Linked DNA regions of Homo sapiens: all the other regions are linked to region 1. A link is a contact called in ENCODE Hi-C or POLR2A ChIA-PET data. All regions are on one chromosome and are shown on one strand. The core of a region is the stretch at or near the end of the contact, and the rest is flanking DNA. Distances in the headings are between cores, read along the strand shown.

Evidence for each region. A loop is a pair of places that touch in the nucleus more often than their neighbours do. ChIA-PET counts read pairs that join two places held with the same protein, here RNA polymerase II (POLR2A). Pooled maps may share reads with other maps.
Region 2: a loop to region 1 is called in a pooled map, with 22 times the contacts of the local background. The contact joins the promoter of NFKBID here to the promoter of HNRNPL in region 1. A Hi-C loop is called at or near these places in 2 of 37 single-sample maps with no recorded cell type and 9 of 50 pooled maps.
Region 3: a pooled map shows a loop between it and region 1 (19-fold over the local background). The contact joins the promoter of TBCB here to the promoter of HNRNPL in region 1. A Hi-C loop is called at or near these places in 6 of 50 pooled maps.
Region 4: a loop to region 1 is called in a map of CD8-positive, alpha-beta T cell, with 9 times the contacts of the local background. The contact joins the promoter of ZNF565 here to the promoter of HNRNPL in region 1. A Hi-C loop is called at or near these places in 1 of 168 maps with a recorded cell type or tissue (CD8-positive, alpha-beta T cell), 1 of 37 single-sample maps with no recorded cell type and 6 of 50 pooled maps. POLR2A ChIA-PET finds 5 or more read pairs at or near these places in 1 of 52 experiments (AG04449).
Region 5: a loop to region 1 is called in a pooled map, with 7 times the contacts of the local background. The contact joins the promoter of CCDC97 here to the promoter of HNRNPL in region 1. A Hi-C loop is called at or near these places in 1 of 50 pooled maps.
Region 6: a loop to region 1 is called in a pooled map, with 25 times the contacts of the local background. The contact joins the promoter of HNRNPUL1 here to the promoter of HNRNPL in region 1. A Hi-C loop is called at or near these places in 1 of 37 single-sample maps with no recorded cell type and 9 of 50 pooled maps. POLR2A ChIA-PET finds 5 or more read pairs at or near these places in 2 of 52 experiments (PC-9 and activated CD4-positive, alpha-beta T cell).

Annotation. Positions count from the first base shown.
Region 1 is chr19:38,847,651-38,852,367 of GRCh38, reverse strand. It overlaps HNRNPL (heterogeneous nuclear ribonucleoprotein L), which reads left to right and starts at 2,382. Exons shown (of 13, transcript NM_001533.3): 1 at 2,382-2,668. The coding sequence starts at 2,402. RefSeq lists silencers at 145-524, 2,245-2,504, 2,515-3,054 and enhancers at 1,605-1,674, 2,005-2,094, 2,245-3,182, 3,255-3,344, 3,183-4,121.
Region 2 is chr19:35,897,291-35,902,007 of GRCh38, reverse strand. NFKBID (NFKB inhibitor delta) reads left to right here and starts at 1,468. Exons shown (of 12, transcript NM_139239.5): 1 at 1,468-1,566; 2 at 3,186-3,289; 3 at 3,476-3,536; 4 at 4,152-4,357. The coding sequence starts at 1,506. RefSeq lists a silencer at 1,435-1,584 and enhancers at 1,484-2,039, 1,945-2,194, 2,040-2,596, 2,609-3,180, 3,181-3,753.
Region 3 is chr19:36,113,642-36,118,358 of GRCh38, reverse strand. TBCB (tubulin folding cofactor B) reads right to left here and starts at 2,891. Exons shown (of 6, transcript NM_001281.3): 1 at 2,685-2,891; 2 at 2,175-2,318. The coding sequence starts at 2,798. POLR2I (RNA polymerase II subunit I) reads left to right here and starts at 3,484. Exons shown (of 6, transcript NM_006233.5): 1 at 3,484-3,561; 2 at 3,646-3,700; 3 at 3,947-4,020; 4 at 4,108-4,182; 5 at 4,293-4,344; 6 at 4,542-4,650. The coding sequence starts at 3,503. The coding sequence ends at 4,604. OVOL3 (ovo like zinc finger 3) reads right to left here. Exons shown (of 4, transcript NM_001302757.2): 4 at 4,648-4,717. The coding sequence ends at 4,698. RefSeq lists enhancers at 2,161-2,250, 3,841-3,970, 3,989-4,500 and a silencer at 2,561-2,650.
Region 4 is chr19:36,211,241-36,215,957 of GRCh38, reverse strand. ZNF565 (zinc finger protein 565) reads left to right here and starts at 1,293. Exons shown (of 5, transcript NM_152477.5): 1 at 1,293-1,336. It overlaps ZNF146 (zinc finger protein 146), which reads right to left and starts at 852. Exons shown (of 4, transcript NM_007145.3): 1 at 762-852. RefSeq lists enhancers at 609-798, 909-1,338.
Region 5 is chr19:41,307,829-41,312,545 of GRCh38, reverse strand. CCDC97 (coiled-coil domain containing 97) reads right to left here and starts at 2,374. Exons shown (of 5, transcript NM_052848.3): 1 at 2,190-2,374. The coding sequence starts at 2,235. LOC105372401 (a long non-coding RNA gene) reads left to right here and starts at 2,497. Exons shown (of 2, transcript XR_935968.4): 1 at 2,497-2,608; 2 at 2,721-4,717. RefSeq lists enhancers at 2,039-2,328, 3,602-3,781.
Region 6 is chr19:41,261,678-41,266,394 of GRCh38, reverse strand. HNRNPUL1 (heterogeneous nuclear ribonucleoprotein U like 1) reads right to left here and starts at 2,023. Exons shown (of 15, transcript NM_007040.6): 1 at 1,597-2,023. The coding sequence starts at 1,891. AXL (AXL receptor tyrosine kinase) reads right to left here. Exons shown (of 20, transcript NM_021913.5): 20 at 4,629-4,717. RefSeq lists silencers at 1,498-1,547, 1,568-1,637, 1,728-1,967 and enhancers at 1,973-2,511, 2,512-3,051, 3,052-3,591, 3,948-4,037, 4,068-4,117.

The DNA.
Region 1 (4,717 bases), core at 1,133-3,632:
TCCCTCTCCCAAAACTTCCCAGTGTCTGCTCTTTTCGATCCGGGACGGCCGGTCAGGCTCGCCGCCGAGCTGGTAGGGGCTGGGGGCGAGGGGTGCGGGAAGGTGACCGGGGCACTGGCGGGCGGCGCCGCGCGCGGCCGGGGGCCAGGGTCCGAGCAGCGGGGTGGGGGCGGGGCGGTGGCCGGGAGCGCGGGGGGTGCGGGTCACCAGGCCGGGCCGGCGGCCTGGAACGTGCGGCGCCGGGGAGACCGTTCCGCCGTGCTCCGGCCGTGCGCGCCGGCGCGAGGGGCGTCCGGGCCGGCCGCGGGGGCGGGGAGGGGAGGGGCCCTCTCTCTCCCCCTCCCCCCACCGCATTCCTCTGACGTTGGGACGGAGCGACCCCGCCCTTCGTCGCGACCGGCCCGGCCTCCTCCCGTCACGCGGGCCACGTGCTTCAGACGCGGCCCCGCCCCCGTCTCTGTTCCGTTGGCGTGGTCGGATCTTCCTGGTGTCCGGGGGAGCTGACCGAGGTCCCCAGCAAGGCCCCCTCCCCTAACTTTATTTCCCCTCACCGGCAGAGCCACCAGGCCTGTCCCCTCTTGTATTGCCATAAACCCCATTTTTTCTGATAGGGTCTCGCTCCGTCGCCCACGCTGGAGTGCAGGGGCGCGATCACGGCTCACTGCAACCTCGAAATCCGGGGCTCAAGCGAGCCTTCCGCCTTGGCCTCCCCAAGTGCTGGGATTACAGGTGTGAGCCACCACACACGGCCTCCATTTCAAACTTAGTTTCCACCCGGACCTCAACTCGAAATCCCCCATCAGCCGGGCAGAAAGGTCCTGGAGCACTTTTGGGGCGTCCGCCGCGTTTCTCACGACGCTAGCTTCGCTTTTATTTCTTTTCCCCCCTTTGGCGATATCGTCACTTGCCAATAGCTTCGCTAAGGTGTTCCCCCCCACACCCTGCGCGGGCAGCCCCATAATGTTAAATGCCGTAGGACGGGATCCCGGGTTAATCCCCGTTTGACCCCGCTGCCTGCGCGTGATAACTGGGGCGCGCTCCTCTCCACCCCCCAGGCTCCGCCAGTTGGGCTTCGCCGGAGTCTGGAGATACCCTCCGACATTCTCTTGGTGCAGTGCGGGTGGTCTTACCCCGCCCTTGAGGAAGAAAGGCCCGACGCAGGCACAGATCACAAGAACGCCTCCCCTGTGCAGGGGGCTTGCACTGTGCCAGGTGCTGTACTGGGCGCTTGGTAGGTGGCCACCCTCTCCAGGGTCGGGGCCAGGACCTCCTGTGGTGCTCAGAGGGGTCGAGCTGTCAGGTGAAAACCACTGGCCCGAGTTATGGCTTTGAAGGGAATCCTGGGGGTCTGGGATGGCAGGGACCTGTTAATTTAGATCGCACGGACAAGATGACTTGGCCCTTAGCTCCTGCAGGAGGGGTAGTGGACTATTGCAGGTGGAAGGGACTGCATGGGCACACATGGAGAGTGCGCGGAAGAGCCTTCTCCCAAGGGAAACTGAAAGGGGTTGCGGCTGAATTTAGAACTGGACAGGGTCCGAAGACAGTCGGCAGCAGCGAGTGGTTTTCTACTGAGGAAAAGGCTCAGATTTGGGATTTTAACAATTCCTCCTAGAGGTAGAAATGAACACGGTATAGTGATGGCGACAGAGATACCCTGGGAGTTCCTGTCAATCTTGGTCTAGCCTTCCGGCGCACACACAGCGGTCGCTCCATAAGGGGGCCCCGCCTCTGGGCGGTGCCTGAAAGCGTATTTGCGCATGCGTTCTCGCCTTCGCTCGTTTCGTATACTGCACCAAAGAGCGCCTACCCTGGGGCGGGGCTCCCCATTTCATCCAATCAGAGCGTATCAACAGTCCTACCATCTGGTGAGAGGGTGCGCTCCACTCTCCATTGACCAATCAGTGGAGACGCAGAAGAATGGGCATCTGTAACCACCACTGGAGAGAGACCAAAAAAGGGCGGGGCTTCCTTGTCTCCTTGCGAAGTGGCGCGGGAAGGTCGTCATTGTGACTGGTGCTGACGGATTAGCGAGGAGACCAATGAAAGTGGGAGGGAGGCGGAGATTCTTGGGAGGTTTAGAGCGCCGTTCCTATCAGGTGCTTTTAGGGAGGCCAGCAGCGCCAGAAATCCGACCTATCAAATTGGATTTTATTTTAAGGCGGCGGGGTCGACGGAAAGACTGGCAGAAAGCGACCACCTATAAGGAGTGTCTCAGACAAACAAGGGCGGGCCCTCCTGCAGAACGGCGTGGGCAATGTCCAATAAGCGCGCAAGGCGTGTGGCGGCCTACCCTCCCCCCGCGGCGGGACCAGTGGCTCCCCCTATCGGGTGGGGGCGGCGGGTGACGGGCGTGTCCCTCCCCCAATGAGAGGCGGGGGGAGGCGGGTTCTGCGCCGCCATGTCGCGGAGGCTGCTGCCCCGGGCGGAGAAGCGGCGTCGGCGGCTGGAGCAGAGGCAGCAGCCGGACGAGCAGCGGAGGCGGTCGGGAGCGATGGTGAAGATGGCGGCGGCGGGCGGCGGAGGCGGCGGTGGCCGCTACTACGGCGGCGGCAGTGAGGGCGGCCGGGCCCCTAAGCGGCTCAAGACTGACAACGCCGGCGACCAGCACGGAGGCGGCGGCGGTGGCGGTGGAGGAGCCGGGGCGGCGGGCGGCGGCGGCGGTGGGGTGAGGCCAGGGCCCTAGGCGCTGGGAAGGCCGGGAACTGGGGGACAATTTCCCAGCTTGAGGGCATTTTATTTTTTGAGGGGGGCCTCTGCGCACGCGCCCAGGCCATCGCGTCGTTGACGGTGTGGGGGAGGGGCGGCCGTTGGGCAAACGGCGGGGTTTGCGCGAGGACAGGCGCCTGCGCGTGCGCGGGGTCCGGAGCGGGGTGTGGGGGAGCGCAGAGGAAGTAGCTCGTGAGGCGAATGGCCCAGTGCGCAGGCGCCGCGGGCTGGCGTGTGGGGGCCGGGCACGCGGCCCGGCCGGTTTTTTTCCCCTTTATCATTTTCTTCGCTGGCTCCATGCGCAGGCGCAGTGTTCCCGCCCGGCCTCGTGGGCGGTTAGGGGAGCGCCTGGTGAGCGGGAACGGGTGGGCGGCGGCCTTGTTCTCTAGAGTGGGGAATTCCGTCTGATGGCAGCTTAATCTCTAAGGCCCAGCCTTGTGTCTATACAGAAATGGATGTGTTTGAGCCTAGATGCTCTCATTTTTGTAGGCATTGAAAATGGGAAGAGGACTTGTGAAATGCACTTTTAGCCTTTTAGGAGTTGAGCGAAGCCTTGAAACCATCACAAGTTTGCTTACAGTTTCCGGGGATTCACTGGGTACCGAGGATTTGATAAACCAAACTATTTCCTGGCCATGTTGGAAGCATTTCGACCCCCTGTAATCAGTCCCTCCGAAAACACCAGTCGTTGCTTTTGGAGTGGGGCCCAGTCCCCACTCTTTCCAAAATCTTGAAGTCTTACAGGGCCGCCTATTTGCAGGGTTTTCCAGGGTTTAGGGGTTACGAGTTGCTAGCGTTTTAATCTTGGCCTTGTCCCACACATTTTAAAGACATCTTAATTGAAAATCCTTAACGCTTCCTGAGGTTGGGGGAGATACTGGGATTCCCGATTTACAAAGGAGGAAATGGGCCAGGAGAGAGATGAGATGAGGTGAATTACTGTAGGTGGCACAGCTAGTGAGGGGCAGGGCTGGAGTTAGAACTCCCATTTGTGGGAGCTGCTAACCTGGCGGGAGTGCCTCACCCTGTGGTTCGCGTGGATCGCTCCTGAAATAGAATCCAATTCTACCCACCTTCCACGCACTTCTGCCCAGTGATTCTCAGACAGGGGGCCGGCCCCAGAGCCCAGGAGAGGCGGAAGAGAGTTAATCTTTCTCCTGATGACCAGAGGCTTTTGTCGGTGGGTGTAAGATACTTCTCTTAGGAAGGAGCAGTCGGTTCTTAATGGTATGGGTTGGAGTCTCTGGTCTTTCTAAAAGACTTTCCATCCGGGAGTGGGGGCTCATGCCTATAATCCCAGCACTTTGGGAGGCTGAGGCAGGCAGATTACCTGAGGTCAGGAGTTCGAGAACAGCCTGGTCAACATGGCAAAACTCCGTCTCTACTAAAAATACAAAAAAATTAGCCAGGTGTGGTGGCGAGGGCCTGTAATTCCAGCTACTCGGGAGGCTGAGGCAGGAGAATCGCTTGAACCTGGGAGGCGGAGGTTGCAGTGGACTAAGATCACGCCATAGCACTCCAGCCTGGGTGACAGAGTGAGACTCCATCTCAAAAAATAAATAAAAGACTTTTCTTGTCTGGTTTTTCTTAGTCTGACCTAGGCAGTAATTTCCAAAGCAGATTTTGGTGGGAGGGCGATTCAAGACTAGAAGGGGTCAAGACTGGCCTGGCTGCCCCAGTTTCTGGGGCATGTGTTGTTTTTTGCCCTGACTGAACCTGGGTGTGAGTGGTGGGGAACAGGTGTGCTTAGCTAGATGATGGTGGCTCAGCCAGTTAAAGGGCAAGGAATTTGGGGCACATGCAAAGGGGATGTCCTCATTCAAACTGTAGCAGATAGCTGTTAGAGCCCTTGCTGCCAGTGTATCTCCTTTTCCAGCTACTCTTTTCCCATGTTTCCTTGGTCGAGTGGACCAGTGGGAAGAGAGGGGGGTCCCTGGAAGAACGTAAGATTTGGGACTTGTGTGGCCCTCCCTCCGTTATACCTTCCTCAGAAGCTACAGCAAGAGCC
Region 2 (4,717 bases), core at 219-2,718, 2.9 Mb after region 1:
GGGTGAGATCACCAAGGAAGTGAGTGCAGACAGGATTCTGCCCCTATCACAACACACACTGAATGGGGGAAGAGGAGGAACTTTGCCAGGGAAATGGAGAAAGAGGGAGGGGACCCCTGAGAGCATGGCATCTTGAAAGCAGGGGAGAGGCCACCGCAGTGGCTCATGCCTGTAATCCCAGCACTTTGGGAGGCCAAGGTGGGGGGATCACCTGAGATCAGGAGTTCAAGCCAATATGGTGAAACCCCGTCTCTACAAAAATACAAAAATTACCCGGGCATGGTGTCAGGCTCCTGTAATCCCAGCTACTTGGGAGACTGAGGCAAGTGGAGGTTGCAGTGAGCCGAGATCTCACCACTTTGCCACTGCACTCCAGCCTGGGCGACAGAATGAGACCCTCTCTCTAACAATAAAAATGTAATAATAAAATAAAATAGAAAAGCAAGCAAGCAGGGGAGAAATAGGGCCAACATGGTCAGTGCTGTGAAAGGTCACCAAGTGAAACTGAGAGTGGCCTCCCACTGGAATGCCAGCTCCAGGGCTGGGAATTCCTGCCTGCTTAGTTCACAATACACAGCAAAATGCCTCCTCTGCTGCAATAAATTATTTTAAATGATGAATGAGTAAATGAAACCAGACCTCTAAAAAGGGTGATGTAGGGGAGAGGGAGAAATTGAGCCACACCCTATACCCTTACCCACAGACCCTTCCTCTGGGAGTCTAGACCCCCAGTCCTGCCTCCCTCTGGACCCAGTAATATTCTCCCTGCCCCCACCCCATCTCCATCCCCACTCCTACCCCTACCCCCATGGGCAGGACCCAGGAGACAAAGCCTCCAGCACCCCCTTAGACACAGACCCAGAAATCCAGGCCCCAGCCAGGCACCATGGCTCAAGCCTGTAATCCCAGCACTTTGGGAGGCCAAGGCAGGCGGGTCACCTGAGGCCAGGAGTTCGAGACCAGCCTGGCCAACACGGTGAAACCCCATCTCTCCTAAAAATACAAAAATTAGCCAGGCATGGTGTCCAGCACCTGTAGTGTCAGCTACTCGGGAGGCTGAGGCAGGAGAATCGCTTTAATTCAGGAGGCGGAGTTTGCAGAGATCGCACCATTGCACTCCAGCCTGGGCGACAGAGACTCCTTCTCAAAAACAACAACAAAAAAAAAAAAAAAAAAAAAAGAAAAGAAAAAAAAGAAAAAGAAAAGAAAAGAAATCCAGGCCCCCCGGTTTCTCCCTCCTCTTGGAGCCCGGTGCCCTAGGCTCCTTCAGAGCAAAGATCTGGACCCCAGCTCCCTCCTTCCCGGGGGGACTGAGTAGTCCGCCTCCCAAGTCCGCCGCGCCCATTCAGGGACTGCGTTCGCCGGAGCGCGACCCGGGGACTCCCAGGCCTGTGGGCGGGCCCTGCCCAGGACTGGGCGGTGCCATAACCCCTAGTTTAAAAACTCGCGGGTACCGGACCCAAGATCGGGGACCCGGCGGCGGCTCCGCGGGGGAAACAGCGAGGCTGGCGCAGCGCCGAGGCCGCGGCCCTGGGGGCCCGCAATCCACGCCACGGAATCCCCGAGGTAATGGGCGCGGGCAGGACGCGTTCGGCCCCCTAAGAGAGTGAGGGACTGAGGATCGAAAGACTCCCGAGGCCCTGAGGGACGGAGCTGAAGCGTCAGTCCTTTATCCCGAGAGTGAGGGCCCTAGGTGTTTGGAGGAGGAGGGGATCGTGGATCGTGACAGAGGGGCGGCTGGGATCCCAGACTTCTGGGTCCTGGGGGTGCAGGGGCCTGGGGATCCAGGATCGCAGGGCCCCGAGGGTGCAAGGGCTGGGAGGCTTGGGAGGCTGGATCTCTGGGTCCTTGGAGGTGCTAGGGGTTGCTGGCAACCGAGACTCCTACCCCTAGAAGCAGGGACTAGGCTGAGTGCGGGGGGGGGGGGGGGGGGCGTGGTTGCTTAAAATCGGCGTGGGTCTCGGTGGGGAAGGGTCCGGAGCCTGGCCTCAGGGTCTACGCTGGCGGTGACCCTGCCTCTGCCCCGCCCTGGGATTTCCGGATGGCCACCCGTGCGGGGCTGAGCAGGAATTCCCCTTGCGCGGGGATTCCACGAGCGCCACGATCGGCCGCGCGCCCCGCCTCGGAGCAGGACACCTGGGGCACAGGACTTGGGGGGAAGGGGAGGATGGAAGATTCCCTTGCGTGAGCGCCGTGGCGTCAGCGCGCCGCGTCGGGGCTGTTTCCGAGCCACCTCCTCCCGCCCCCGCCCCGCGCAATCCCCACTTAACCCTTCCTCCGCCGGAACCCAGGCTCGGAAGGGTGAGGGTTCTGTCTTTCTGAGTCGTGGGAAGGAGTTTGGGAACTGGGGCTCCCAGGTCCTAGAGAGGAAGGAACTGAGGGTCCAGATTCCTGGGGCCTGAAAAAGAGACTGTATGGATGGGCCTTTTTTTTTTTTTTTTTTTTTTTTTAATGGAGTCTCTCTCTGTCGCCCAGGCTGGAGTGCAGTAGCGCGATCTCCGCTTACTGCAACCTCAACCTCCGCCTCCCGGGTTCAAGTGTTTCCCCTGCCTCACCTGGGATATACAGCCGCCTGCCACCACGCCCGGCTAATTTTTATATTTTTAGTAGAGACGGGGTTTCACCATGTTGGCCACCTGACCTCAGGTGATCCGCCCCCCTTGGCCTCTCAAAGTGTTGGGATTACAGGCGTGAGCCACCGCTCCCGGCCCGGGGTGAGGCCTTTGACTTCTCGAGGAGGGGCGCTGGGGACTCCTGATTTCCGGGTCAGGTTCTAGGGAAAAAAATGTTGGGAACCTGGATGTGAGTCTAGGGAGTGACGCCTGGCGCCGGCCCCCCACCAACCCGCTGACTTCAAAACTTGGATATCTGGGGGTGGAATTTTTTTACGGAAGTGGGGTGGTTGCTGCAGAGGGGTGCCCTCCTCCCCCTTCCTCACTTTCCGCGACGGTGGTGGAAAGTTGGGTCAGAGGGAAAGTGCGGAGCAAAAGGAAGGAAACGGCGGAGGCGGATGCCCCACCCCAAATCTTCTAATGGCTTTGGAGGAGTCAGGCGGCATCTATGTGCCAGTTTTTCCGCGCGGGAGGGCGAGGAGGGTGCCCAAACCCACTCCCCGCGCGCCACCCCCGCGGCATTTAGGTGACTTAAGGACCCTTGATGACTTCCCCCTCTCCTCTCCCGCACAGTGAGCAGGGGTGAGCGCAGCCACTGCCCAACGCAAACCGTGAAGAAGCTTCTGGAAGAGCAGAGGCGCCGCCAGCAGCAGCAGCCCGACGCTGGCGGGGTGCAGGTGAGGCCAGGGAGCCACAGCTCTCCGGAGGCCCCGTGCTGTCCCGTAGGGACTCAGCGGCTTGCCGGGCCCTCGGGGCTGATGAGAGGGGTGGTCCTGACCGAAATGTCTTATAGATCCGAGACAGACCCGGAGGAATCTGCCAGATAAAGTCACCTGGGTTCCTTTTTGCTTTTGTCTCTACAGGGACAATTTCTCCCTCCCCCAGAGCAGCCCCTGACCCCATCTGTGAATGAGGCTGTGACTGGTAAGTTCTCTCAGCTCCCGGCCTCCCCATCCCCCTTCCCTAAGGGACTCAGACATCGCAGCTCTCAGAACTTTGGGACACCTGGGAGTCAGGCCCTCATTCTTCCCTTTTTTTTTTTTTTCTGAGACAGGATCTCACTCTGTTGCCCTGGCACTGGAGTGCAGTGGCGCTATCTGGCTCACTGCAGCCTCAACCTTCTGGGCTCAAGTGATCCTCCCGCCTCAGCCTCCCAAGTAGCTGGGACCACAGGCGATGCCACCTTGCTTGGCTAATTTTTTAAATTTTTGTAGAAACGGGGTCTGGCTATGTTGCCTAGGCTGGTAGGCCCTCATTCTTGCTGGAACTCAGTAGCAGTCTGATTTCCTAGGTTCTCTTGAGTCCAGTAGTCTATGCACATAGTCCTACGGAGCCCCAGGGCCCAGGCTCAGCCTTTTTAGTGCCCCAGGAGTCCAGGCCCTCAATTCCTCAGTGTCCCAGGAATCCAGGTCCCGGGAGCTTGGTGTCCCAGAAGTACTAACTCTCAGTACCTTGGGAGACGCCAGGCCCTCTAGCCCTGGATGTGACGTCCCCAACTCTGGTAACCAGACCTGCCCCTGCCCCTCCTCTTACACGCAGGCCACCCTCCCTTCCCAGCACACTCGGAGACTGTGGGTTCTGGACCTAGCAGCCTGGGCTTTCCAGACTGGGACCCCAACACGCATGCTGCCTACACTGACAGCCCCTACTCTTGCCCTGCTTCTGCTGCCGAAAATTTCCTGCCTCCTGACTTCTACCCACCCTCGGACCCAGGGCAGCCGTGCCCATTTCCCCAGGGCATGGAGGTGAGATACAGAGTGGGTACAGGATGCTGAAGGGCCCCTAAAAATTCGCAGTTGCACTCCTGCAGTATTCTGAGATGTCTGGAGCTCAGTTACGATTCCCTTTTCCAGGCCGGGCGTGGTGGCTCACACCTGTAATCCCAGCACTTTGGGAGGCTGAGGCAGGCGGATCACTTGAGGTCAGGCGTTTGAGACCAGCTTGGCCAACATGGTGAAACCAAAAATAAAAAAATTAGCTGGGTGTAGTGGCGCACGCCTGTAATCCTAGCTACTCGGGAGGCTGAGGCAGGGGAATTGCTTGAACCCAGGAGGTAGAGATTGCAGTGAGTAGAGATTGCACTGCTGCACTCCAGCCTGGGTGAC
Region 3 (4,717 bases), core at 1,642-4,141, 2.7 Mb after region 1:
TCCCAGACGTCACTGATGCATCAGGTACCCCAGGATAGGGTCTCCCAGCTTCATGATCTCCTACACAACCCTTGTCTCCCCTGACCCTTCACATTCAGTCCTCTGGCCATTTAGCCAACATCTGCCTCATACACTAGAACTTCTCAGATGCAGTCATAATGAAACCCCTGGCACAACACAGATGGGGAATGAACAGTTAATCAACGAGAGAAAAAAGAAGCAGTTCTCTCTAGAGTCATGTAGACTGGGGCCAAAATGCTACTGACAGTTCATCCTTAAGAAAGTAGATTCTGGGCCGGGTGCGGTGGCTCATGCCTGTAATCCCAGCACTTTGGGAGGCCGAGGTGGGCGGATTACCTGAGGTCAGGAGTTCGAGACCAGTCTGACTAACATGGTGAAACCCCGTCTCTACTAAAAATACAAAAATTACCCTGGTGTAGTGGCGGGCATCTGTAATCCCACCTACTCGGGAGGCTGAGGCAGGAGAATCGCTTGAACCGGGGAGGCGGAGGTTGCAGTGAGCCGAGATCATGCCACTGCACGCCAGCCTGGGAGACAGAGCAAGACTCTGTCTCAAAAAAAATAAAAAATAAATAAATAAACTCCACCCTGAAGCTAAATTTTCTCTTCTGCAAAATGGGGATAATTACATTATCCTTGTGGTCTTACTTTATGGATTCAATTCATCATTCAACAATGATTCACAGGGCTGGGCGTGGTGGCTCATGCCTGTAATCCCAGCACTTTGCGAGGCTGAGGTGGGCAGATCACTTGAGGTCAGGAGTTCAAGACCAGCCTGGCCAACATGGTGAAACCCCAACTCTACTTAAAATACAAAATTACAAAATTAGCCAGGCGTGGTGGTGCACACCTGTAATCCCAGCTACTTGGGAGGCTGAGGCAGGAGAATAGCTTGAACCCAGGAGACAGAGGTTGCAGTGAGCTGAGATCACACCACTGCATTCCGGCCTGGGGAACAAGGGCAAAACTCTGTCTCGAACAAAACAAAACAAAAAACGATTCACGGACTATCCTCCCTGTCCCAGGCACTATTCCAAGTACTGGGGACACAGTAGTGAATTATAGTGATCAAAATTTCCACCCTCAGGGCACTCGAATCCAGGGAGACAGAGAGTAAATAAACCAGATGAGAGAAATCCAGAGTGTGTCAGAGGAGAATTACTTGTAAACACAAAAATCTAAAATAAAGCAAAGAAGGGGAAAGGAATGAGGTAAACGTTAACACTGAGGCCGGTGAAGACTTCACTAGAATACTGACACTTTAAATTAAGACAGGAAGGAAGGGTGAGGCACGCAGGCATATGACAAAAGAACCATTCAGGCCCAGGATCCAGAGGCCGAGCTCACCTGGACTGTGCAAGGAGCAATGTGGCTGCTACAGACTGAGTGAGGTCGGGAGGGAATAAGGACAGAAAGGGGCTGGGCTTGGTGGCTCACGCCTGTAATCCCAGCACTTTAGTAGGCCAAGGTGAGCTGATCACTTGAGGTCAGGAGTTCCAGACCAGCCTGGCCAACATGGCAAAAACCCATCTCTACTAAAAATACAAAAATTAGCTGGGTGGGCACCTGTAATCCCAGCTACTCGGGAGGCTGGGGCACAAGGATCACTTGAACCCAGGAGGTGAAGGCTGCAGTGAGCCCGATAGTGCCACTGCACTCCATTCCAGGTTGGGTGACAGAGTGAGACTCTGTCTCAAAAAAAGACAGAAAGGATGTACTGAGTGGATGCACAAAGAGATCCTGTGTTCTGGTTTCTCCCAAGCTGTCCAGCCTGGTCGCTCACTGTGACCTACCTCACATTCTAGGCCTCTGTACACCCTGCTCCCTCCTTTCCACCTCTTTCTCTTAAGTCACCCTTTCCTCATCCCTCAGCTCAGACATCCCTTCCTCCAGGAAGCCCTCTCTGATTCTCCCAGGTGGAGTCAGGCACCTCTTCTTGGTGGCTCCAGTCCCCTGGGATTTCCTGATCCCAGCCCAGACCACTCTAGGCTGTCCCTGTCTAATGATGGGTCTGTCTCTCGTCAGGCTGCACTGGAGGCTCCACGAAGGCAGGACCTATCTCGGGTATGACTGAGGGCAAAGCCCAGCAAGTGTCTGTTGAATAACCAAATGAAAGGTGGGGTGGGGGAGTGTCCCAGATAGAGAGTCCTCACGTGGATGCGGCAGCCGTCATCTACAGGGTAGGAGCCCAGGAGCGCATCCTCTTGATCCAGCTTGCTGTAGAACTTGTCGTCAACTCCATACAGCTCCAGTTCCATGCAGGAAGCAGGGCTGCCCACCAGCAACTCCAGTTTACACTGTGAGGAGGAGGCAGGGTGAGAAGAAGGAGGCCACGGAGGCCCCGCCCCTTGCATCAATGACCATCGCCACGTCCCTTTTCCTCCAAAAGACCCCCCAGTCAGGACGCACGGGGCCGCAATCCAGCCCCTCGCCTCTTGCCCCCGCCCTCTGGACCGTCGGATTTTTCGCTGGACCCGGCCCTCATCTCTGCACTCTCGAGTTCTCTCCGGACCCGCCCCGCCGCGACCGGGTCCCCAGCCTCCGCAGCCTGGGATCACCTCCGGGCCCGCCCAGTCACTCCCCGGCCCCTCCCAGCCTCCCCCTTCCGGGAACCCCCCAATTTCTTCGCCCCGCCCCTCCGGACCCCGCCCCCATGGCCACACCTTGAACTCAGCGATGGTGAGGCTGCGGCTGTATCGCTTCTCGGAGCGGAAGGTGTTGAGGGAGCTGCTGATGAAAACGGTCACCGTGGGTGCCGACACCCCCGTCACCTCCATCTTGCCGCGCCCTGCGGATGCCTGCAGCGCGGTCCAGCCGCCTCACACCCGCTCCGCAGCCGCCGCCGCCGCTGCTGCTGCTGGGCTATCAGCCCCGCCTCCTGCTCCGTGCCTGACCAATCCGCGCTCTCCTGCCAGGAGCGTCCGCCAATCGCCGCCGTCCCTTCCCCACCGCCAGGAAGAGGGCTCTCCTTACTCTTGGGCCAGCCCAGCCAATCCAGAGGGGCCTTCCATAGTTCACGGTTCTTCCAATAGCGGCCCGGGAAAGGACCAGAACAGGCGGCGAAGACTGAAGCCCGGAGGTAGGAGTGGCAAGAGCTCGCCCAGTCCGCGAAGGGTAAACTCGCGCATGCGCACTGGCCTTCAACCAAGCCAAGCGCCTTGGCTTCTGTCCTGGATGCTCAGTGTTTTGCGGTTTACGATGCGCATCGTTTTCCCGGCTCTGGCACCAGATCCATACTATTCTGTAAACTGAGGCGGCGATGCCCAAAAATTGGAAGCAATTACTCTAAGATATCAAAAGATTGAAGCAAGCCATGAAACCTCTGCGCGGAGAGAGCCGAGCCCGAGGCGGCGGGGAGCCAGCACGTGTGCGCAGCTCCGCCCTCTTTTGGCGAAGCACCTAGGCCTGGCCCCTCCCGCGACCTGTAGCGCGGCGGAGCAAGCGCGGAAGGCTGGGAGGGCTGCGCGGGCTGCGCGTCGCCATGGAGCCCGACGGGACTTACGAGCCGGGCTTCGTGGGTATTCGCTTCTGCCAGGAATGGTGAGGCGGAGGGAGCGGGTGATGTTAGAAGGCGGGCGAGGAATGGCTCCAGAACTAACCCCTGGCACCTCCCCCTCCCCACAGTAACAACATGCTGTACCCCAAGGAAGACAAGGAGAACCGCATTCTGCTCTACGCGGTGAGCGCCGGGGTCTTCCCCGGCAGGTCCACCTGTTCCCAGCGTGGCCCCGCCCTGCCCCCTGCCTCTGTGATCGGACTCCCTGTTCGCCCTCCGCTGCACCTCAAGTGATCCTGACTCTCATGTCCTGCCCATCCCCAAAGAGAGTCCTGTCGTCATATCCTCCGGGATCACCCTGCCCTCTCCTCCCAATCTTGTCTGGAATCCTTCCGTGACCCCCTTTCCCCCACACTCGCCCTCTCGTAGTGCCGGAACTGTGATTACCAGCAGGAGGCCGACAACAGCTGCATCTATGTCAACAAGATCACGCACGAAGTGGAGTGAGTGGCGGGCCCTGAGCTGGGGGCGGGGGTGTTGGCTCTGGAGGCTGGGTCTGAGCGTAATTTTGCACCCCCGCGTCCCTGCAGCGAACTGACCCAGATTATCGCCGACGTGTCCCAGGACCCCACGTTGCCGCGGACCGAGGACCACCCGTGCCAAAAGTGAGCGTTCAGCTGGTACTGGGGAGGTAAAGTGAGGCTCGTCTCCTCACTGGGCGAAGGGAGGAGGGAAGGGTGTGAAGCCTCCGGTGACCGAGCCCCTACCCTCTCAGGTGCGGCCACAAGGAGGCTGTGTTCTTCCAGTCACACAGTGCGCGGGCCGAGGTAAGTGGCGCGAGGGCTTTCTAAGTATCTGGGGCTTGTTTGGTCCTTTCTGGGGGCGGGGATATCAATGTGGGTGACCCTGCGCTTCTTGGAACTCTGCCGGGCCCTTACCTATTGGTGAAGTTCTCTTGCCTGTTCTTTTGGGGTAAGGCGCTGCTGGGTCCAAATCCTTCCTAACCATGCATCATTTCTGCCAGGACGCCATGCGCCTTTACTACGTGTGCACAGCCCCACACTGCGGCCACCGCTGGACCGAGTGACCTCCTCTCTCCCCCGAGTGTAATAAACACCAGATTCCATGCGTGAGTTTTCTGTGTTTATTTGCCTCGTGGGGAGGACGCTGGCACACCGTATCAGGCTGCGCGGTGCAGGG
Region 4 (4,717 bases), core at 44-2,543, 2.6 Mb after region 1:
CTCGACTCATTAAGGAATTAAGACACCTAGGATTTAGTCCAGACTCATAGATAAACACTGCAACAATTAAGCTTTCTTCAAAAAATGAGGATAACTGTGCCTAACCTAAAACCGTTGACTCCCTCATCCTGGGCGCCGTTATATGGGATTGCTTCTCAAAGCGTACAATGCTGTTTAGTCTAGGGCTTTGCTTAACAGCCCTATTTAAGTACCCCAAAGATGGGGATTTGAATAGTCTGAAGTAGGCACCCCGAAACTAAAGTTCCTTCGAAACACTCTCGTTTAATTAAAAAAAAAAGTCACGGTGATTTGCATGCCACTCCAATTAAAAAGAAATGCTTTTATATAAAAACTCGTTTTAAAATTATTCACCACTTAGCTTTTCCACCCCTTCAATTTTCAAGTAAAAAAGACGCTCCAGGAAGATGGCACCGTTATAATTATCAGCACTTTCGACAAGGGAAGTGCAGCTCAAACGTTATACCTCAATGCTGGTCTCCTACATCTCCCTCTTAGGCACAATCACACACAATCCCGCACCCAGTTTCACATTCACTCAACAATCCCAAACATCAGGTCAAACTTTGAGGACAAACTCGGTCACACTCGCTCAAACCCGCCTCAGAGGCCCCCATCTCCGCCCCGCACGTAGGCCAGAAGCTCTTACACCCACTCCCTGCCCTCGCGCCGCGCCCCTAAAGATCAGGAATCCTCCCCTTTAACCTCCCCGGTCCGACCGACCCGAGACGCCCAGATCCCACCTCCTACTTTCGCGCCACGTGGACCCAGGGGCCGTACTGACCCGCGGACAAAGACCAAAATGTCCACTCGGTGCGCTGCGCTTGCGCACTCGGAGAGCGAGGAAGCACTCCCAGAAGTCTCCGCGACGCGGCCCGCCTCGGTCACCGCGGCCAGGCCCAGGCTGGTACTGAATTACCTTCTATTACCAGCAACGTCGCTTCTCAGGCCTTGGACTACATTTCCCTTGAGGCTTTACTGGTCGACTCTCTGTCTCCTCCCCTCCCCCCGCGAACTTGGCCGCCTCCTTCTGTGACGATGGAGCTCTTGAGGTAAGTAGTCCTTTAGCGTCAGATGACTTCAAGCTTGCTGGAAGGTCTGGAGTGGCGACGCCCTCTCCGAAGACTCGTGGGCGCAAAAATGTCAAAACGAGCCAGGCCCCGACTCAGAGATAAGAGAACGCCATTCTGTCCGTGGCCGATCTAGCTCTGGACTACAATTCCCAGAGCCCACAGCGGCCTGACGTTACGTCGTTCTTGACGTCGTGGCGAGCTAGTTAGCTCCGCAAGGACCCGGACGCGACCAGGGGAGGCAGAAGGTGAGGGGTCTGGGAGTCCTGGGCGGGGCCGGGGCGTGTCCGGAGCCTCGAATCTGTGCGCGCAGGCGGGAGCTGGCTGCGGATGCGCCGTTCTGAATGTGTCTTTGTGGCTGTGTGGCTGGGTGTGGGTGTCTGCAACTGTGCACGTGTAACCGCCTGTCTCCAGGGTGTCTGGTGGTTTTTGTGTAACCATGTGTGATAGAGAGTATCGGGGTGCAGGGTCCTTGTGACCGGGGGTGATACTGCGTGTGTCCCCGTTGTATATGTGGCCTGTTCGCCCTGTTCCTGGGGTGTGAGTACAGTTGTGACTGTGTGACCACTGCGGGTGTGCGGTTGTGATTCATGTCTCCAAGGTGTGTGCGTGGTTTTGGTTGTGTGACACTGTGGCCGTGTGCAATTGCCTGTGCCTGTGACTGTGTGGTGACGCCGCTTGTGTATTCCTGTATCCCTTGGTGTGTGTGTTTGTGTGTATGTGTGTGGTGCTGTGTATGCGGGAGTGGGGTGCCACTGCTTGTGTGGGTTGCTTGTGTGAGTGTGACTGTGTGTATGTCCACAGTGAAAGTTCAGTTGTGACTGGGTGCCGTAAAGTACCAGTGATGGCGTGTGTCCCCTGAGTGGGTGTGTGACTGTGACTATATGAGGCATTTGTGGGTGTTGGTGTGTGGGGCTTGTGACTATACGGGAGTAACTGTATCACAGTGGAGAGTAGATTGTGTGACTGGGTGTGTCTTAGCGGGTGTGTGATTGTGACTGGAAAGATATTGTGACTGGAAAGGTATAGAGGTGTCTGTGATTGTGTCCTGTGTCTCAGGAGTGGATGTAGGGCCGGGTGTGGTGGCTCACATCAGCCCTTTGGGAGGCCGAGGTGGGAGGATCACTTGAGCCCAGGAGTTCGAGACCAGCCTGGCCTGTACAAAAAAAAAAAAAAAAAATTAATGGCTGGCACGGTGGCTCACACCTGTAATCCCAGCACTTTGGGAGGCCGAGGCGGGTGGATCACCTGAGGTCAGGAGTTCTAGACCAGCCTGGCCAACACGATAAAACCCTGTCTCTACTAAAAATACAAAAATTAGCTGGGCGTGGTGGCAGGTGCCTGTAATCCCAGCTGCTCAGGGGGCTGAGGCAGGAGAATCGCTTGAACCCAGGAGGCAGAGGTTGCAGTGAGCCGAGATCGCGCCATCGCACTCCAGCCTGGGGGACAAGAGCGAGACTTCGTCTCAAAAACAAACAAACAAAAAATTAAAAATTATCTGAGTGTGGTGGCCCACACCTGTGGTCCCAGCTACCCGGGAAGCTGAGGTGGGAGGATCTCGAGCTTGAGAGGTCAAGGCTGCAGTGAGCCGTGTTTGAACCACTGCATTCCAGTCTAGGTGACAGAGCGAGACCCTGTCTCAAAAAAATAAAAGAGTGGATGTGTGGTTATGTTTGTGTGACACTGACTGTATGTGCAGCACCAAGTGTGCCAGTGACTCTAGTGCTTGACCCATGCAGAACCTTTGAAGTTAGGACAGATTCTGGCCCTGGACAGGAGTGACCTCAGCCTTCTGAGTGACACTGGATTTAGGCAGATGCCTGGTGTTCTGTGACCACACTTCCCTATATGGTAGGTAAGGAGGATGGTGGTTCAAAAATGACCTGGTTGTTCATGATTCCTTGCTCTTAACCCTTCTCCAAGAAAGGTGCCAAGTTCAAGTACATCAGGTTTTATTCTTATTTCTCTGAAATCCTTCTTGTTTTTCAGGACATGCTTTTCTTTCCTTCTTCTGAAACTTCAGAACCACCCCACCACCACCCTCACCCCTACCAAAGTAACCTGGTCTCCAGTATTTGCCATAGGAGTAATTTACTGCGTGCCTTGGAGATGGACTGAAAGGCCTATATCCTCCCTGCTCCCTGCATACCTAATGTTCTTTTAAATTTTTTTCTTTACTTTTCATTTTGAATTTAAGACTTTAAAATGTAGCAACAATAGAATTCCCATTTGCTCTTTTTTTTTTTTTGAGACGGAGTCCTGCTCTGTCACCCATGCTGGAGTGCAGTGCTGTGATCTCAGCTCACTGCAACCTCCACCTCGCAGGCTCAAGCGATTCTCCTGCGTCAGCCTCCTGAGAAGCTGAGATTACAGACAAATGCCATCGTGCCCAGCTGATTTTTTGTAATTTTAGTAGAGACGGGGGGAGGGGGGTTTCACCATGTTGGCCAGACTGGTCTCGAACTCCTGGCCTCAAGTGATCCTCCTCCCTCAGCATCCCAAAGTGCTGGGTTAGAGATGTGAACCACCATGTCTGGTCTCCATTTTCCTTTTTGTAACTCCTTTGACACGCCTAGCCAATTTTTTGTATTTTTAGTAGAGACAGGGTTTCACCATGTTGGCCATTTGTTTTGTAGAGTCTGCAGTGTAGAATGTTCCTCTCTTTGGAATTGTCTGATATTTCCTGTTGATTAAATTCAGATTCTGCCTTTGGGGCAAGAATACTCCGAAAGCGATGTACCCTTCTCGGCGCATCATGCCAGGGACCCACGAGGTCAATTCGTTACACTATGAGTGGTATTAATTTTAACCGCTTGGTTAAGACGGTGATTGCCAGATTTCTCTGCTGCAAAGTCACTGTTTTTCCCATTATAATTGATACATGTCTTGTGAAGAAATACTTTAAGCCTATGTGAATATCCCGTTTCTTATCCTCCTTTCATCTATTAGTCTTATCCGTTGATGACGCTTGCCTGAAAAAGTTGTTACCAGCTATTTGTCAAATGGTGGGGTTTTGGGGTTTGTTTCCATCATCACTTCTATGTTTATTTTTTCTTCTTTTTTTTTTTGTTTTTTTTGAGACAGAGTCTTGCTCTGTCACCCAGGCTGGAGTGCAGTGGCGCGAGCTCGGCTCACTGCAAGCTCCGCCTCCCTGGTTCATGCGATTCTCCTGCCTCAGCCTCCCGAGTAGTTGGGACTACAGGTGCCTGCCACCGCGCCTGGCTAATTTTTTGTATTTTTAGTAGAGATGGGGTTTCACCGTGTTAGCCAGGATGGTCTCGATCTCCTAACCTCGTGATCCACCCACCTTGGCCTCCCAAAGTACTGGGATTACAGGCGTGAGCCACCGCGCCCGGCCACTTCTATGTTTATTAATTAGAATTGTGTGTGTGTGTGTGTGTGTGTGTGTGTGTGTGTGTGAGAGAGAGTTGGAGTTTGGCTCTTGTTGCCCAGGCTGGGAATGCAGTGACATGATCTCAGCTCACTGCAGCCTCTGCCTCCTGGATTCAAGCGATTCTCCTGCCTCAGCCTCCCAAGTTTCTGGGATTACAGGCACACACCACCACGCCCGGCTAATAATTGTATTTTTAGTAGAGATGGGATTTCACCATGTTGGACAGGCTGGTCTC
Region 5 (4,717 bases), core at 1,125-3,624, 2.5 Mb before region 1:
CCCCTGGGAAACAAAGTCAGGCTGAGAAGGAGCAGCCTGAGAGACAGGCAGGAAATCAGGCACTGTGGTGTCGCTGAAGCCAAAGGAAAACATGCAAAAAGGATGGAAGGATCAACAGCATTTAATTCTAGTCCAGTCTAGTAAGAAAAAAAACCTGAATGGGCCAAGTGTGGTGGCTCACACCTGTAATCCCAGCACTATGGGAGGCTGAGGCAGGAGGATCTCTTGAGGTCAGAAGTTCGAGGCCAGCCTGGCCAACATGGTGAAACCCCATCTCTACTAAAAATATACAAAATTAGACAGGCATAGTGGCGGGCACCTGTGATCCCAGCTACTTGGGAGGCTGAGGCACGGGAATCACTTGAACCTGGGAGGTGGAGGTTGCAGTGAGCTGAGATCATGCCACTGCACTCCAGCCTGGGCAACAGAGTGAGACTCTCTCAAAAAACAAACAAACAAACAAAAACCTGAATGGGGGGACTGAATTGAACAACATGGGGGAAGTCAGTGCAGACCCTAATCAGAGCAGTTTCTTAGGAGAAAAGTCAGACAGTCGTGAGCAGGAGACGAGGAAATGAAGACCAAGTATACATGACTCTCTGAAGGAGACAGATGGGGCCAAGAGACAAATTTTTTTTCTTTTTTTTGAAACAGGGTCTTGCTCTGTTGCTCAGACTGCAATGCAATAGTGCAAACACAGCTCACTGCAGCTTTGACCTCCTGGGCTCAAGTGATCCTCCCGCCTCAGACTCCTGAGTAGCCGGGACCACAGGAATGCACCATCAAACCTGGCTAATTTTTTTTTTTTTGAGACAGAGTTTTGCTCTGTTACCCAGACTGGAGTACAGTGGTGCGATCTCTGCTCACTGCAACCTCCGCCTCCCGGGTTCAAGTGATTCCAGTTGGTGCCTCAGCCTCCCGAGTAGCTGGGATTACAGGCACATACCACGACGCCTGGCTAATATTTGTATTTTTAGTAGAGATGGGGTTTCGCTATGTTGGCTAGGCTGGTCTCCAACTCCTGACCTGAGGTGATCTTCCTGCCTCCGCCTTCCAAAGTGCTGCGATTACAGGTGTAAGCCACCGGGCCCGGCCTTAATTTTTAAATTTTTTGTAGAGATGGGGTCTGGCTATGTTGCCAGTGCTGGTCTCAAACTCCTGGGCTCAAGTCTCACTCTGCTGCAGAGGCTGGAGTGCAGTGGTGTAATAATCTTAGGTCACTGCAATCTCAAAGGATTCGAGTGACACTCCCACCTTAGTCTCCTGAGTAGCTTGTCCTAGCTACTCCCTAGCCACCAGGCCTGGCTAATTTTTAAATGTTTATAGAGATCAGGTTTCTCTCTCTTGCCCAGGCTGGTCTCAAACTCTTGGGCTCAAGCAACTCTCCTGCCTTGGCCTCCCAAAGTGTTGGGATTACAAGCGGGAGCCACTGCACCCGGCCTTAAGACTTTTTTTAGGTTAAATTTTTTATTTTTAGAAAATTTCAAACATACACAAAAGTAGAAAGTACAACGACAATTCTCCCCCTACCTCCATATACCAATCATCTCCATCTGGCTTCCACAATTACCAATTCTTGGCCAGTGGTGTTGGAGCCACGCTTCCAATCACACCTCACCCGACGTCGGATTACTTTGAAGGTTGTGGGAAAGCACAGAAATTGAGTAAGGACTTTGAAAGGAGCCTGGCTGGATTTCGGACTTTGGGGGAAACGGGAGTTACAATGAAATGAAGGAATCGTTAGATTGGGATAAGTTTGCATGAGGCAGGTAGAAGTTTAGCCTGGAAAGGTAGGAGGATTCGTCTAGAGAGCAAGGGAAGGCTCAGCTTGGTACAGGGAAGGAGGTAATTTGAGAAGGGCTGGTCTGAGGCAATGCAGGAATTAGGCCGGGGTAGAGAGGTTTCTGTTAATTTGAGAGTTAGCCTGGTAAGGAAATGAATTAGGGACATGGAAAGGATTGGTCTGGAACTGGGAAGAGGTTAATTTCGGGGGGAAGGAATGGAGGAAAAGAAGGTCAGCCCGCGACAAGGGAGGGAATAATCTGGGCAAAGTAGTGAAGAGGACCGGTAAAGCTGAGGGGGGTGGGTGTCCCCCTAAAACGAGTCCTACTTCGCGTTCCTGGGGGAATCATTTCCTAGAGACACCGCAACCGCACCCACCCGCCGCCTGCGCGTGACCAAGATCTCACCCTTATCGGGTTCCTTCGCCGCCGTCGCCGTCGCCACGGCCTCCATCCTGATTCTCTCGGACTTTTCAACCGCCCGGCGGGCCCCGCACACTAACCTCCGGCCCACGCACGCAAGAGACACTTTCGCCTGAGAATGTTCCGGGTCCGGGTGCACCGCTGCGCCCAGGCACCGAAGTTCCGGGCCTAAGGCAGACGTTGCATTGCGCATGCGTGCCTCTCTCGGGCTCCGCCCTCCGCAGCCAGGAAGGAAAGGGGCTCCCCGGAGAGTGAGAGACCCTTAAACCTCTCCTGTCAGTCAGTAGGAACCAGAATCATTGTTCGTTTTATCACTGCTGTGACTCCAGCTCCCAGCGTGCTTAATTTTGGGATGGATGGCTAAAGGACTTTCCCCCGGAGCCTGGAGCCGTCATACGCTGAGGGTTCGTGCTCTCGTTTAGACCCCCGCTTGTCCTTTTCCTTTCTTAACTCCTTCAGGAATTCAGGAATATTACTAAGCCTTGACTCTTTTTTTTTTTTTTTTTTTTGAGACAGGGTCTCGCTTTGTCGCCTAGACGAATGCAGTGGCGCGATCACAGTTCAAGTAACCTCACATTCCTGTGCTCAAGTGATCCTCCTGCCTCAGCCTTTGGAGTACTTGGGACTACAGGCGCGCACAACCGCGCCCGGCTAATTTTTAAAATTTTTTTGTAGAGCCAGGGGTCCCACTTTGTTGCCCAGGCTAGTCCCCAACTCCTGGCCTCAAGCAATCCTCCCGCTTCAGCCTCTCAAAATGCTGGGATTACGCGCGTGAGCCACCAGCCTGGCTTACTTCCGTCATCATACCCTGTCTCTGGCTGGCATGAGATGGATAGTGAGATAGAACTTCCCATTTTGTGTTCCCAGGACCTGGAGGAAATCTACAGGTGTGAAACAAGACAACTCTGGTCCTTATTTCCCTATGGGATGGGTGGGGCTCTATTTAGGTGTTACCAGCAGAGTAGACAGACATGTCACTCAGTGGCCAGGGCTTTGATGGATCCAGAGGGCTGAGGGAGCTGTCCACCCCAGGCTGGAGGGTCAAGGAAGCCTTCTTTCTGGGAGGGTACCCTCAAGCTAAGACCTGAAGAACGAGTAGGAGCTGGGTTAAGAGGAAGGTAGGGAAGAGTCTTGAGGAGGATGGCACGTACGGACGGTTCTGGTTGCTGCAAGCACTTCACTACGGTCAGGGCATAGGAAAGGAGCTCTAACTTGAAAGCCATGATTGGGCTGTGGAGGTTTTGAGAACCTCATGAATTTTTATGCAAAATTCCATGTACCTCTGTATTCTCCAATGCAGTGGTTCATGGCATCATTTGTGGGTTCCAAAAAGGACTTATGGCTCCTCAGAACAAAATAAACACTGATTTGATATTCAAAGGGGGAGCAGAAAGAGAGGGCGCCAGCGATGTTACCAGGTGCTAGGCCATGCAGGGCCTCATAAGCCATAGTAAGTGGCTTGACCTCCTTTATTCTGAAGGGAGTGGGCATCAAGGGACTGGAGATGAGACGTGTGAGAAAAACTGGCTGAGAACAGAGGAAGAGCTTCCCCATTTGCATTCCCTTGAGGTCTGGAGTTGTGGAAGAAAGCCAAGGAGGTCCCTATTTACCAACCCAGATTCCTAGGCATTACCAGGAGAGGCCAGCAGAGGGCGCTGTAGCCCAGCATATGGACATGAAGGGAAGGGGACTTTCCAGACTAAAGGCCCTGCCACCTCCTCTCTGGCGCATTCTAGGGTCCCTTTTAGCCACCAACCTTGGTTCCTTCTCACGTTCTGATGCCCTACCCGAGATTCTGAGACTAGTCAGTTTCCCTCCCTTGTTTTTGTTGCCCATCTCCCCTTCACAAGGCTCTGAGCTCCCACCAGGGAAGATTGGGGCTGAATTGGCTTCTCCTGTGGCCCAGCATTGTCTCTCACAAGGAGCCAGGAACACAGCATGTATGAGGGAACGAAGACATAAGGTTGCTAAGGAAGGGGAAGATGGGCCATGGGGATGCAATCTGGAGTCTTTTACCCTGGCTCACTCCTCCAGGAAGCCCTCCCTGCACACCACCCCAGGCTCTCACAGCTGACCACTTGGTGCTGGCAGGTCTTTGTTCTCTCTGGAGTGGGAGCTCTGTGAGAACGGGGTCCAGGACTGCCGTGGCCATACTATGTCCCCAGCACTGTCCAGGACAGCTGAAGAACACAGCAGGTGGCTCACACACACTGGCTGAAACATGAAGCTCCTGGAATCCCCATGAGCCCCAAACACAGAACAGGCAGGAACTGTCCTCCGTGCTGCACACAGGCCAGGCCTGAGGCAGGTGGTCTGTGGATGCCCAGTGATGATGCCAAACAAACCAGCCCTGGTCTCTGCCCCATCAGTCCCACCCATCCCTCCACCTAGAGGCCTGTTCCATGTCCTTTACTCAAAAACTCCTGGAGGGATTTTAGACTGTGAGAGGTAGAGAACAAGAGAAGCACTTTAAAAATGAACTAGTGGATTTTAAACCAGGGACCCTTGTTTAA
Region 6 (4,717 bases), core at 774-3,273, 2.4 Mb before region 1:
ATGGCGTAATCTCGGCTGACTGCAACCTCCCCCTCCCAAGTTCAAGCGATTCTCCTGCCTCAGCCTCCCGAGTAGCTGGGACTACAGGCGCACACCACCAGATCCGGTTAATATTTGTATTTTTAGTAGAGACAGGGTTTCACTATGCTGGCCAGACTGGTCTTGAACTCCTGACCTCGTGATCCGCCCGCCTCGGCCTCCCAAAGTGCTGGAATAACAGGCGTGAGCCACTGCACTCGGCCCGAAAGCTGCTTTTTTTCTAACTGAAGATTCACGCCGTCCCATATCAGGTTTTCCTCTCCTCAGACAACCGCAGGTCTACCCGAACCCATTCCCAGAGTCACAGCTCCTGGCTGATGAAGAGTTCCGTGCTGCTCCCCGAGGGCCCCCACTCCCTGGGTACACAAATAACTGCTTCTGGGAACCGTCGAGATTTCTCCTGGAGACGCTCAGGTCCAGAAACATTCCCCACACTCCACTCTGAGGCCTCCAGTGAAGTCAACAGGTTTCTTTCTCTTTGCTCCCTACGGCCTCCCCCCTCCCCATATTCGCTAAGCCAGATACGTACTCCTGTGCTGGACACAGGATCCTCTGTCTCCCGCCACATATTTCATCCACTTGGAATGTTACCAACTCATCTGCCCCCATCCCACCCCCAGCTACCCTCTGTTCTCCAAAAACCCCACAGTTAGCTCCAGACCAGTCAGCAGCAGCCTCAAGAGTTATTTGCCCTCAGTTTTCTTAGCTCTAGACCCCCAGATCCTTTGTCCAGGAAAGCATCCTCTCCCCCGCCAGCCTCTGGACACCAGGGCTCCCTATACCTCTTCTAGAAGCCAACCAGAAAGTCCCCAGATCTCCCAGCACCTAATGTCCAGGCTGTGCCTGCTTCAAGGGTGGCCTTCCAGCCCCGGAAGAGAGATGGGGGTGCCCCCTAGTTCAATCTCCCGCAGCCCCTAAATGCTCACTAGCCAAACTCCAAAGCACTGAGTCCATTAGGACCCTCCCCAGCCACAGACACCAGCGCCTCCACCTCTCCCACCCACCCCCGTACCCAAATAGGAGAACGCCCAGGATCGCATCCAGCGGCATATTCCAGGATCCTCCTTCCTCAGAACTCTCGCAGCCCCGCACACCTGGACATTCCTTCCCCACCCTGGAAACACGGCTCCCCACCCCCCAGCCCACACGCTGGGCTAGCACGACCGCCAAGCCCACGGAGCTCCGTACCCTAGGATCCCCATTTTCGAGACCCTCCCCAACCCAAACGGAAAACCTCTTGTTCTTCCGACTCTCTTCGGCTCCAGAAAGCAGTTTCCGGTCTCCGATCCCTACGGTACGGAATCCTCCCCGCCACCCCCGTCCCTCACCTCCGAAACCCAGAGGCCCCTCCCCCAGTGTCCCCCCTGCACTGAGTGTCAGGATCCACCCTCCGGTCGTGCTGGGGCCCTGGTCCCCAGATCCTTTTCGGCGGCGGGTAGCGGGATCCCCCGATCCTCAGGTCGTCTCCCCGACCTCAGGCGCTGGACTCCCGCGTCCCACAGCCCTTTCCTCGGCCCAGGCTCCGGGCTCCCCGGCCCCCGCCCCGCGCACTCTCACAATGTCCGTCCGGCCCCGAGTAGCCGCCGGGCTCCGCGTGCGGCTGCAGCCCGGGCGGCGGTGGCTGCGCGGTCCCCTCCAGCTCGGAGCCCCCCTCGGTCTCGACCTCCTCGTTGATGTGCCCGGGTCGCCCCGGTTCGTCGTCGGCGTCGAGCTCCCGCTCGTCGTCAGGCTCCTCGGCCTCCAACGCCGCCTGCAGCCGCTCAGCAAGCTCGGCCTTGAGGCCTCGAGTGTCCAGGCCGCGGCGCTGCAGCTCCTCGCGAAGTTCGTTCACCTTCAGACGGCGCACATCCATGGCCCGGGCCCCCGGGGTGGCCCCCGAGCCCGGCCCGGCCTCCCAGGGCTCTGTCCCCCTTAAACCTTTCCTGTCAGGAGGCGAAGGGGGAAAGGGGGGGGGCCCACTCCAATGGCGGCAGCGGCTCAAAATGGCCGCCGCCACCGCCTCCCCCCTCACTCGTGCCTCGTCCGATGTTACATGAGTGCCAATTGGTCAGTGCGTGGGGCAACGGGCGCGGGCCCGGAAACCTAGCCAATCAGAGCGCCGTTTTCAAAACAACGGCCACGAGAAGGCCTAGGAGCTACTGGGGAGGAAGCGTTGGCCTACGTCGAAGCCGAGGCCGGAGCGGAGGGCGGGAAAAGGCAGGAGGCGGAGCGCTTGCTGATTGGGTAACTCTCGCGCGCCGGCTGCCGTAAGGTCCAATGAAAATAAGGGAGTAACAATTTGGTCCAATCAACGGTAAGATCTCAGAATGAGTGTCCCACGGCCTTTCCTGCGCAGTCCTTTCATCAAACTAAGTGTCTCTGTAACACACATTCCGATTGGTGTACATCTCCCGCCCCTTGAGGAGTCCGAGCGGGTAAAACCACTAGAACCAATCAAATGGAGGGTCGGCAGAAACCCCTCCTTCCTGTTGCCTTTAAGAAACCGGAAAGAGATGAATTCACCAGGAGCCCGCCCCTTGCCGTTAGGGCGGTTTCAAAACAATCTGCCCACCAATCGCAGTTATTGTCTTAGCTCACTAAAGCTGGTAGCGATGGCTCATTTTAGGAAAAGTTCACCAGATTGGCCGTGCTTCAGAGGACTGCCTCACAAATTTCGCTGTAGGAGGAGGTATACGAAATAGAGATTAAGTGGATACACAGTTCGTAATCTGGAAGGAACCCAGTTGCCTTTAGGAAAAGCAAAATTTTGAGTTGAGAGAGTCCCGAAGGTTTGGCTATAGAAACTAGACTAACAACGGGAGGCAAGTTGTAAAGGACACGGCCTCCCCTTCCCTTGGGTAGTCCGCGGCCGCCTTGCTCTATGGTCGGGTACCTGACGTGGAACGGGCGCTCTGCACGCGACCATAGAGCCTTCCCCTCCCGAAAGACATCCAGAAGTTCACCGACCGCTCTCCCGAATCCTCTAATCGGCTGTTCCCGTAAATCGGGCTGTCTGGCGTCTGTACCGACAAGCTCAACCCCACGGATCCGTCATTAACCTTCGCGCTCAGGAATACAAAAGCCACAGAGCTTCCCAGTGTCTAACGCTGCACCACCTGTCGCCTCTAACTCAAAACAAAACTCGAGTAAGACGCAATCGGGATACATGATGCAGACTCCCACTGCCTCCTGAGCCACACGTTAAGCCCGCAAAAGCCACACACTATCTCTACTCAGACAAAGGCACACCCCGCAGTCGTAAACAAACAGGCGTGCGTCAGATCAGACGCATCCAGTTCTTTTTTTTGTTGTTCTTTTTTTTTTTTTTTTTTTTTTGAGACGGAGTCTCGCTCTTGTTACCCTGGCTGGAGTGCAGGGCCTCTATCTCAGCTCACCGCAACCTCCGCCTCCCGTGTTCAAGCGATTCTCCTGCCTCAGCCTTCCGAGTAGCTGGGATTACAGGTCCCCGCCACCATGCCCGACTAATTTTTGTATTTTTAGTAGAGACGGGGTTTCACCATGTTGGCCAGGCTGGTCTCGAACTCCTGACCTCAAGTGATCCGCCCGCCTCGGCCTCCCAAAGTGCTGGGATTACAGGCGTGAGCCACCGCGCCCGGCCCCAATTCCGATCTGCTTTGGGTAAGGCACCCCGCTGCAGTGTAGATGTGCCCACTACGGTCCGCAGAGGCAGGCGGCATCGAATAATAAAGATAACACAGGATAGTTGCACTACAAGCGAACACTACAGCAACCCAAACACACAGCACCCACTCAGCAGCGGGACAGACACTCACGTGGGCCCAGAGGTTCCAGTCCAGACACCCCGCCCCTCGCCCACGTCCGACTTCCTCTCTCTCTCTCTCCTCCCAGCTTCCCACAATGATTTGTTCTAAAAAAGTTTGTGGCCCGGATTGAACTGTCCCCGGTTCTCAGGAGCCGCCACTGGAGGGCGTCCGGGCGCTGCCAAGGGTTTCTCCATTTGCTGCCGGCCACACCCGCGAACGCCCGCTCGCGAGTGCGTGCCAGACACGGTGGGCTGGTCTTCGCTGGAGGCCCTTTGTGGGTCCGTGATGATCGGAGGTGTTCTGTGCCTGTGTTTCTATGTCAGTCTGAACGTTCGGGGTTGTGAGTACCTGTTGTACTCTACATGTCTCTTGAGTATTTGTGTCACTTGACTCTAGGTCTGTGTCTCTTCCTATTCGTGGCGGGTATCTGCCTGAGCATGTTTGTAAATATGCTTGTGTCTGTGTAATTCTGTGTGTCTGTGTTACTCTATGCGTCTGAGTTTCAGTCTCTGTATTTGTGACCAGGTCCTCCTGGGTGTGTCCATTAATTCATGTGTCTGTTAGTTTGCGGCGGAACAGGTGTGTGTGTGTGTGTGTGTGTCTGTGATCCTGGATCTGTATGCCAGTTCCTCACTGGGGGTTTCTGAGAACCTGCATCTCTTTGCTTGTATGTCTTTTTGTCTATCTGTGTGTTCATTTCTACCCTCTCTAGTGAGGACAGAATTCCAAGACCCTACCAAGCCCTTCTTTTTTCTGATGGGGGAACTGAATTGCCAGGGAATGGGGCCACATCACAGCTAAAAGGAGACAAGAGGAGACAGAAGCTCGTTGATATACAAAGTTTTATGTGACCTGAGCCCCTCTGGAGGCACCAGAGTCCACACTCTGTACTCAGAAGGTGAGGGATTGGCTCA